Linked DNA regions of Homo sapiens: region 1 is linked to region 2. Evidence: read pairs that join two places in POLR2A ChIA-PET (ENCODE). Cell type or tissue: PC-3. All regions are shown on one strand. Region 1 overlaps VTA1 (vesicle trafficking 1). Region 2 overlaps ADGRG6 (adhesion G protein-coupled receptor G6).

Region 1 (4,000 bases), 260 kb before region 2:
GGGTATCATCTTCAGTAAAATGTCTTCATGTTTTTGCTCATTATTTTTGAGTTTGAGAGTTCTTAATATATTATAGTTACGTTATCATTTTGAGATTTTTAGTAACAGCGTTACTCTGGTTTCTTAGATATTGTTGAGAAAATTACTCCTTTTCCTCAAATGTGAGTTGGATTAAAAACGCAAGCAGATTTACCGCTTTCTTTAGATTTAAAAAAATCATTGATACAGCAGAACTTTGTGCTTTTTTATATTTCTCAATTTCTTCCATTAGAAAAATATTTTCCTCTTGAGCCATTCTTGATATAGTAGTTTTCTAGAATATCTTTCATTTCTACTGTATTTTGAAATTTATTAGCTAGAGTTAAGCATTCATCCTAGTTAGTAATAAATGTAAATTAAAGTGGAATAACAATTTTTGACTGTAAAAATATGACTCAGTACAAATGAGTACGCGTTCAGATCCTTGCTGACATGGCTGTGTGATTGGTACAAAGTTTGGAAAGCATTTTGGCAAAATGTAGAGTATCTAATTCAGTAATTCCAGTTTGGGGAAACGTGTTCAGGAAATAACTATACATTTAGTAAGACCTTTATGCAGAATTTCCTGAATGATTATTTATACATTTATGATAAGCTCAAAATAACCTAAAATATATATCATTATGGAAATGGTTAAGTAAATTATGTTATATCCACTGCATAGAAAGTAATGTAATTGTTTAAACATTACAAAGCATCTTTTATAACGTGAGGGAAGGTTTATATGAAAGTGTGGAATACGGAATTATTATACATGCAGTTCCATATGTCTATCTGAAGAAATCTTTGTCTTCAGTGACCCCTCATGATTTGAGTTCTGAATCACCTTTTGTAGTTTTAATCAAATTAATTTCATTTTGTTACTAGAACATTAGGCACTTGGTTGTCTCCAAGCCTTTTAACATTCTACTTTATCTGCCTTGACACCTCTTCTCTTCCCCACCACACTCACTAGATTTTTATCCTTTGGGTACTAGCTTGAAAGTCACTTTCTCTGGGAGGCCTTTTCTTAAGTCTCCTAGTTTTAAGGTGTTTCTTTTTGTTCTTTATGCCTTGGTGTAGCTTTACCGTAATTGCTTTTTCATTTGCTTGTCTTTCTTCTAGACTGTAAACTGAGGAAGGCTTACACTGTGCTACCAGTTTTTATTCATTTACTCTGCCTGGTAGTGCTAGGCCACTAGAGATATTTACATAATAAAGAACAGGTGCTCAAAAAGTGTTAGCCAAATTGACCTGAATTTTAAGGCAGTTGTGGTCCCTAGAGGGAAGTATGGCCATACAGTTGTCACCTAATAAGGCAGACAACTAGCATTCCTGTAGCTGATTGGCATTTTAACAGTGCTTTCTTTCAGGATGTCTGCCTCACAGTCTTTCTGGTCCTTCTGTTACTAAGTGATAGAACCAAGACTCGAATAAACAAAGTCAGATTAAAAAAAACGGTTGAATGAAAAATTGTTGGTAGTAGCTAGTAATTAGAGAACCAGTTATTGAGTGAGCCACAGAGTAACTGAGGGGAAAGGGACTAGTACAATCCATGGCAAAAGAAAAAGGCAAAAAAGCCAGTGAAAAAATCTCGGAGATTCCCCTAAGTGGAGAGTGGAAAATGAAGGAGATGCTTTCTGTTAATAGTATGTCTCTGAGCTCCATCTCTTTATTTTTCTTTAATGAAGCCGGAAAATATTTGAATCTTTACTAAAAGTGGGCACTGTTAGATAAATATTTTGATTCTGCCAGGTTTGGTGCTGTAGATAAAGCTAAACTCAGAACTTTCCCCTTCCTTTTTCAGTTTGCCGTGAGTAAATGTATAAAATTTCAAGTTTCAATTTTTAAAGCTTCCTCTAGGGGGTGACATTGTAAAGTTAATAAACTTCCAGTTAAAGTATACACACAGTCTCAAGAGTCTTCATTTGTTGATATCATCATCAGAAAATTAAATACAGTATAGTTGTTCAGGAAGCTGTAAGTATATATAAAGTTATTTCAGTTCTGAGATGTTACAGGACATACCAGTAGAAAATGTTAATTTAGTGTAAATGCTAAATAACAATGGATTTCTTTATTGATAGATGGTAAACTACATGGATATTAGCATTAACAATCACTTGCTTATGCCTGTACTCCTAGCACTTTGGGAGGCCCAGGTGGGCAGATCACGAGGTCAGAAGTTCAAGACCAGCCTGGCCAATATGGTGAAACCCTGTCTACTAAAAATACAAAAATTAGCCGGGCGTGGTAGCGTTTACCTGTAGTCCCAGCTACTCAGGAGGCTGAGGCAGAAGAATCGCTTGAACCCAGGAGGCAGAGGTGGCAGTGAGCCGAGATTGCGCCACTGCACTCCAGCCTGGTGACAGAGCGAGACTCCGTCTCAAAAAAATGATAATAATAATAACTTGCCTCTTACTATTTTTTGTTGGGTTAATCACATAGAAATTGGATTTTAAATTCATTCAGACAAGTTTAACTAAACCAATAAAGAGAAGCAGTTCCTTTCAGTCTTTGCTGGTTCCTGAATGATAGACTAGAGTCTATAGTCTTATTGCTTGATTACTTACTTTTTTTTATTAATAAGCTTTCTCAGGGTACTTTACTGTAGCATTGACAATAAACACACAGAATGTTGGACTACTGATTTATCCATTAGCCTTCCATTCCTCTTAAGTTTGTTTTTGTGAACATATATGCAAACATGAGTTTTATTTTGTAAAAATTATTTCTTTCCTTTTTGAGTAATGTCAACTCATTTTACATCTCTTTAGAAAAAACCGTAAAGTTGAAGGGGCTGTGGAGTCAGATAACAGATTCTTAACTTTCATTTCTTTTTTGGCATTCATACAGGTTTAAGCATCTTTGATAAGGTTTGTCTTCTATGACAATTATATTTGGTTGTTCAAAGTGGAAGCTTATATACTCTTGAACAGTCAAGGTATATATATAGTAGATTTCAATAACTATGCTTGATATAAGTTCCTACTTTCACTGAAATTCTTCATTGGGCTGTTACATTTACATTTTTTATGTTTTTTTATATTTATTTTTCTGTGGCTTGTCAGATTTTTATGTTTTTACTATTTTGGGTTTTTTTTTTTTAACCTCAATTTATTATTGTTTCTACTTGGTGACCCTTAACAAGTCTTGGAGGAGCAATTCTTTGTTGTCAGGGCTGCCCAGTACCTTTCAGGATATTGCTGTTTTAAATGGTAATAGTACCCCCAGACATTGCATTTTAAAATAGAAGTTAAAAAAAAAAAAGCCTCCACACTTTTGTAGCTCCCCCGAGAGGCAGTATAATTGAAAATCTAAATACCTATCAGTATGGAAAGTTTATATTATGTAACTGTTAAAGATATATGGAGTTACATTTATTACAAAAGCTGCCATAGCCCACAGCATAATGTAAAAATGAAGGGTGCAAACAAATTACATGTTGCAATGTATATAACATTTGTGGTTATATATAATTTTATATGTGTATATGAAGAGAGACATCTTGCTGGATGCAGGGTAAGACTCTGGAGCCACACTGCCTGAGTCAAATCCTAACCTATCGTTTATGGCCTGCATGACCTTATGAGTTTCAGGTTTTTTATTAACATACTCAGGATAATAATAAGATCAACTTCACAAAATTTTTTGGTGGATTAATCAATTTTTCTATTTTTATGTGACTAAATGAATACATGATCCATGGCGATTACTCGTTTGATATTAGTTATTATCAAGTTATTATTATTCCAGTTCAGTGGGATCTTATCAATAGTATATTGCTGGATCTTATGTTTTTATCCATTATAACAACCTCTACCTTTTAATTGCAATGTTTAAAACATTTATAATTAATGTAATGAGTATGTTTGGGTTTAAGTCTTGCTATTGGTTTTCTATGTCTCATTTGTTGTTTGTTTCTTCTTTCTCCTTTTTCTGCCTTTTTGATAATCGAAGTTCTTTTAGAATTCTGTCATAC
Region 2 (4,000 bases):
TGTATGTATTTTTAGATTATGTATTTTGGGAATTATTTCCTGATAGTTTTCATCTGTACCGTGAATCTTAATTCTTAATAAAGAATCTAATTAGCAAAGATCACATATTAAAAATATGTGAAAGTAATTATAGAAAAGAACTTTCTCCCTTTTTTTCCTGTAGCATTAACAGTGATGATAAATAATCCCAGAAACAAGAAAATCCTCATGAAACTTTTTAATTAAGAGAGAAACAGAGTCAAAGAGATGGACGGGGAGACAAGTGGGAGGAGGGAGAGAAAGTTAAAGAAGAAAATGTTGGGTGTTACTAACATGGAAGGGAATTGTGAATAGTGTAATCAAAAAAATTTTTCTTATGTTGTCACTCATTCAATATATTTGAACGTTGCTTTGTACCTGGTACTGCACCGAGTGATCTCCCTCCTAGAGATTGCAGTTTGTTAGGACAGACTAGTGACTAGGGTTAGAATGGAGACTTCAGAGCTGCAAGAGAGATAATGGTTATGATGTTTCTGTCACTCTTAGGCCTCTATATCATTCTTTCCTTCCTTCTTCCATGCCCCTGTTTTATCTTATTAGCCAGCTTGCCAAACAGTTTTAAACAAAATTAGATTGCGTCAATGTGTTTTTCTTATCCCACCAAATTTTAAGACGCACCACGCATCCAGCGACTTCTTTGAACTCATCCATAGATTTATACCTTTCCCTTTTATCCAGTTTACCTGTGATTTTGCAAACACTTTTCTGGTCTCCAGGGTATGCTCTGGGTTGTAGCATAGCCTTTGTTTCTGTTTGGTTTTCATAAAGGGACCAAACCACATTTGTTTTTTAATAGGAGATAGGAGTGATGTGAGCTGAGGCAATAAAGCTTTTCAAATTAGAATCACAGACGTCAGGTTTTGTTTATTCCCGCCTTTAAATCTTGCACCCTTCTTCCTGTGGGGACTGGGAGGAAGCCTTGAGGATCTGTGGGATGTAGTATTTGGCTCACAAATCTACTCAGCCTATGTAAATGGCCATTGTCATATGGCAACCCTGCAAGTTGTAATTTTCCTGACAATCAAGTACATAAATGCTCTGCAGAATAAGAGCAAGTCATTTAAAAAGGTGATAAATCATAGAAGACACCTTTTTAACTATCTAAAATACAAATATTTTCCTTTTGCTGTCAAAGCATGAAAATGAACAATTAACTATTGCATGTTTTCCTTAAGTAATTATAAAAGAAAATTCAGTTTCCTTCCATGTTCTCTTTTTTGCAAAAGTGATAGCAGGCATTCTTTCAAAGAACACTTATTTTTTGTGATTACTCATTCAGGTATGTAAGCTTTAGCTTAATTCATTTAAATATTTCAACTATGTGCATGTTGTAAGTCTGGTATTAAATAAATAGATAACAGTAACAAAATTTACTCTTCAGAGATGATTTATATGAAGCCAGAGTTTGCCTGCCCACGACTTCATATGGCCAGTTCCTTCATATATTGTCTAAATTTTATTATGAGTTTGTAATTACGCATTATTTTTTCTGCTGCTATCTGATTGAATGGTTAATTATATATATATATATGTGAAGATAAGCATCATTCATGTTCTCTTTCCATTTTCTACCTTGTCTGTTTTTGTAATATTAAAAATTGCTGGTAGAAAATCTTTTCAGAACATATCCTTTTTGGTGATGTTCTCTTATCTTTTCAGTTTTTCCAGACCACCAAGACTTTGTTAAGAGTTTTTCTTGACTTAGAAACTCTTTATTCACTTGTATAAGATATTCCCAGAGTCTGCATTGTCCCATGACACATTCACCAGTTCACCATATGAGATGCTAAAACAATGCACCTCATACCTATAATTATATCTTCTGGTCTACAAATATTTCAAGAATTTAATGTCTTCTGCTACATTTCTTTGTACTAAAACTGGCTTTCATGAAGATTAGTACATTTTCATATTGGCTATATCATAAAAGTTTTCATATTTTCATTCTCTAAAAGAACAAAACAACATGAAATTGTGTATAAATCTGTAAACAAATCTGTAAGCAGCCTTATTTAATTTCTATTTGAAATTCTGGATTTAATTGTGATTTGCAAGTCATAGGTTTTTCAAGAATTTGTGACACATCACTTGGCAATCTCTCAAAACCATGATTCATCTCTCTGGGCTGATGAATCATTGGTTGAGTTAGCCTATCTGTGAATCAAGTGGCACCAACTCAAACCCCATCCCATGTACCCTGGGTGCCCCGTGTTCTCCCAGTGTTTTAAGGGATTCCTGGGATAAGAAGATAGGGGGAGCCCCCTCAGACTCTGAGCCTCTGCTTCTGCTGAATTCCATCACTTCGTGCATGGCTTGATGTTGCAGAGATACTGTACCTGTTCTTTACTGCATCAGTGAAACCTGAAACTAACCCACATTTCTTTATCACACACACACACACACACACACACACACACACACACAACTTAAGGCCTGTGTGTGAGTAGCAGATTTTATTGGCATTTTGATGACAGTTAAAGGCAATTTACATATAGAAGGAAAAATCATAAACATTTTCTCCATAATTTAAAACCTAAAAGTTTACGCTAGATATTCAATACATCCCTTCTGTAAGAACACTCCATTTTTTAACATCTACATAAAGGAGGTACTTTTCTCCTCCAACCAGGATTGAGTGAGTGGTCTTACCTCAAGATTTATTCCTATCCCAATCCCCCATTTAAGGCAGAAAAGAAAGATTTTTCTACCAAGTCCAGACCTGTAAGTCTCCCTTAGCACATTGAAATTAATACTTTATATTAATACACTGGAAAGTATTTACTTCTTTCCACTCCACAACAGCCCCAAATAATTTAAATTGTATCCTTTCAGTACTATAGGAATAAAAAAGTCTATGACCCCCAAAAGTCTTAATGGCATCTCAGTTATGAAAATAAAGACAGTCCCACCTCATACATACCAAGCATTGAAATAACCAGGGTTAGGAGCCTCCGCACCACCCTTAGAGCCTGGCAGTCACAGCACCAGCACCAGCCTCTGGCTGAGCTCCTTGCTACCTGGCAAGGAACCTAAAGGCTTGAGGGTTTGGCCATATAGACTACTGTGGTCTCCATTTGAACTGGTGCCCCAAGCCCTGCAACTGTTAGGAATGGGCCTGATGGTTTATTATGCAAGGCAACCGTCTCCTCTCCAATTTCTGTTGAGAGTCCTGGTGGTTTTGATCTTCAGGTTATACCGGTTTGCAGAAAGCTTGGGAAAGAAGGTAATGATGAAAAACAATGTGTAACGACTTCCAGAAGTAATGCTGCATTTTTTTCTTTTATTTATTGATCGAAAATAATATAATAAATGGAAATTTTAATATTGATTTACACTGTTGGTTTTAGCCCCTGAGAGTAAGCTGCTCTAATGTTAACAGTGAACTTTCTAGTGAAACAGAGAACCATTCTCATGAGAAGAGAGTTTCTTACAGCTGCTCGCCATGTTTTATGTAGGACCTTCCAAGAAGTGCCTCACAGTTAGATGCAAGAAACACTAAAGTCCTCACTTTCATCAGCTATATTGGGTGTGGAATATCTGCTATTTTTTCAGCAGCAACTCTCCTGACATATGTTGCTTTTGAGTAAGTATATTTTTAATCTGCCAAACCCATTGCTAACTGTTCCAAATGTGAATAAGAAAATTGCCTCGGCTTTGAAAAACATTTATACACTGTAGGGTGGTTGAACGTTAATGTTCATGTTTCTGATAAAATATATTATGTAACATGAATTTTCCAGCTATAGAATTTTAATTTATAATTGCTGTATTTCTATTTATAAAATGCATTCAAATCTGTTAGAAATGATTAACATTTAAGTAAGTAAAAATTATATAAGGTGCTTTCTGTATTGTAAAACATGAAAATGTTTGTTTTATAATCTTATAAAATTAGTCCTGAAACAATTTTTTTAAGATCCTTTTAACTCATTAAAAATCAAAAAGGTTCAAATAATTTAGG

What was found. ChIA-PET counts read pairs that join two places held together with the same protein. Peaks named below come from ENCODE experiments on the same cell type or tissue, not always from the same donor. Only the 100,000 strongest peaks of a DNase experiment are listed, where the experiment ranks them.
Region 1: POLR2A ChIA-PET joins it to region 2 with 5 read pairs; 3 of 35 experiments call an interaction of 5 or more read pairs at or near these places.

What each region holds. Positions count from the first base shown.
Region 1 is chr6:142,154,757-142,158,756 of GRCh38, forward strand. All of the region lies in intron 1 of VTA1 (vesicle trafficking 1), which reads left to right. Among named protein-coding and RNA genes, the nearest start is that of VTA1, 9.5 kb to the left of the region's middle. RefSeq lists an enhancer at 883-1,510. In PC-3, a CTCF peak has its summit at 1,890 (motif pointing right); no DNase peak of the experiment used is centred here.
Region 2 is chr6:142,411,475-142,415,474 of GRCh38, forward strand. It overlaps ADGRG6 (adhesion G protein-coupled receptor G6), which reads left to right. Exons shown (of 25, transcript NM_198569.3): 19 at 3,495-3,622. Among named protein-coding and RNA genes, the nearest start is that of ADGRG6, 110 kb to the left of the region's middle. RefSeq lists enhancers at 2,018-2,312, 2,038-2,332. In PC-3, no CTCF peak of the experiment used is centred here; a DNase peak (open chromatin) is centred at 2,177; H3K27ac peaks cover 2,915 bases.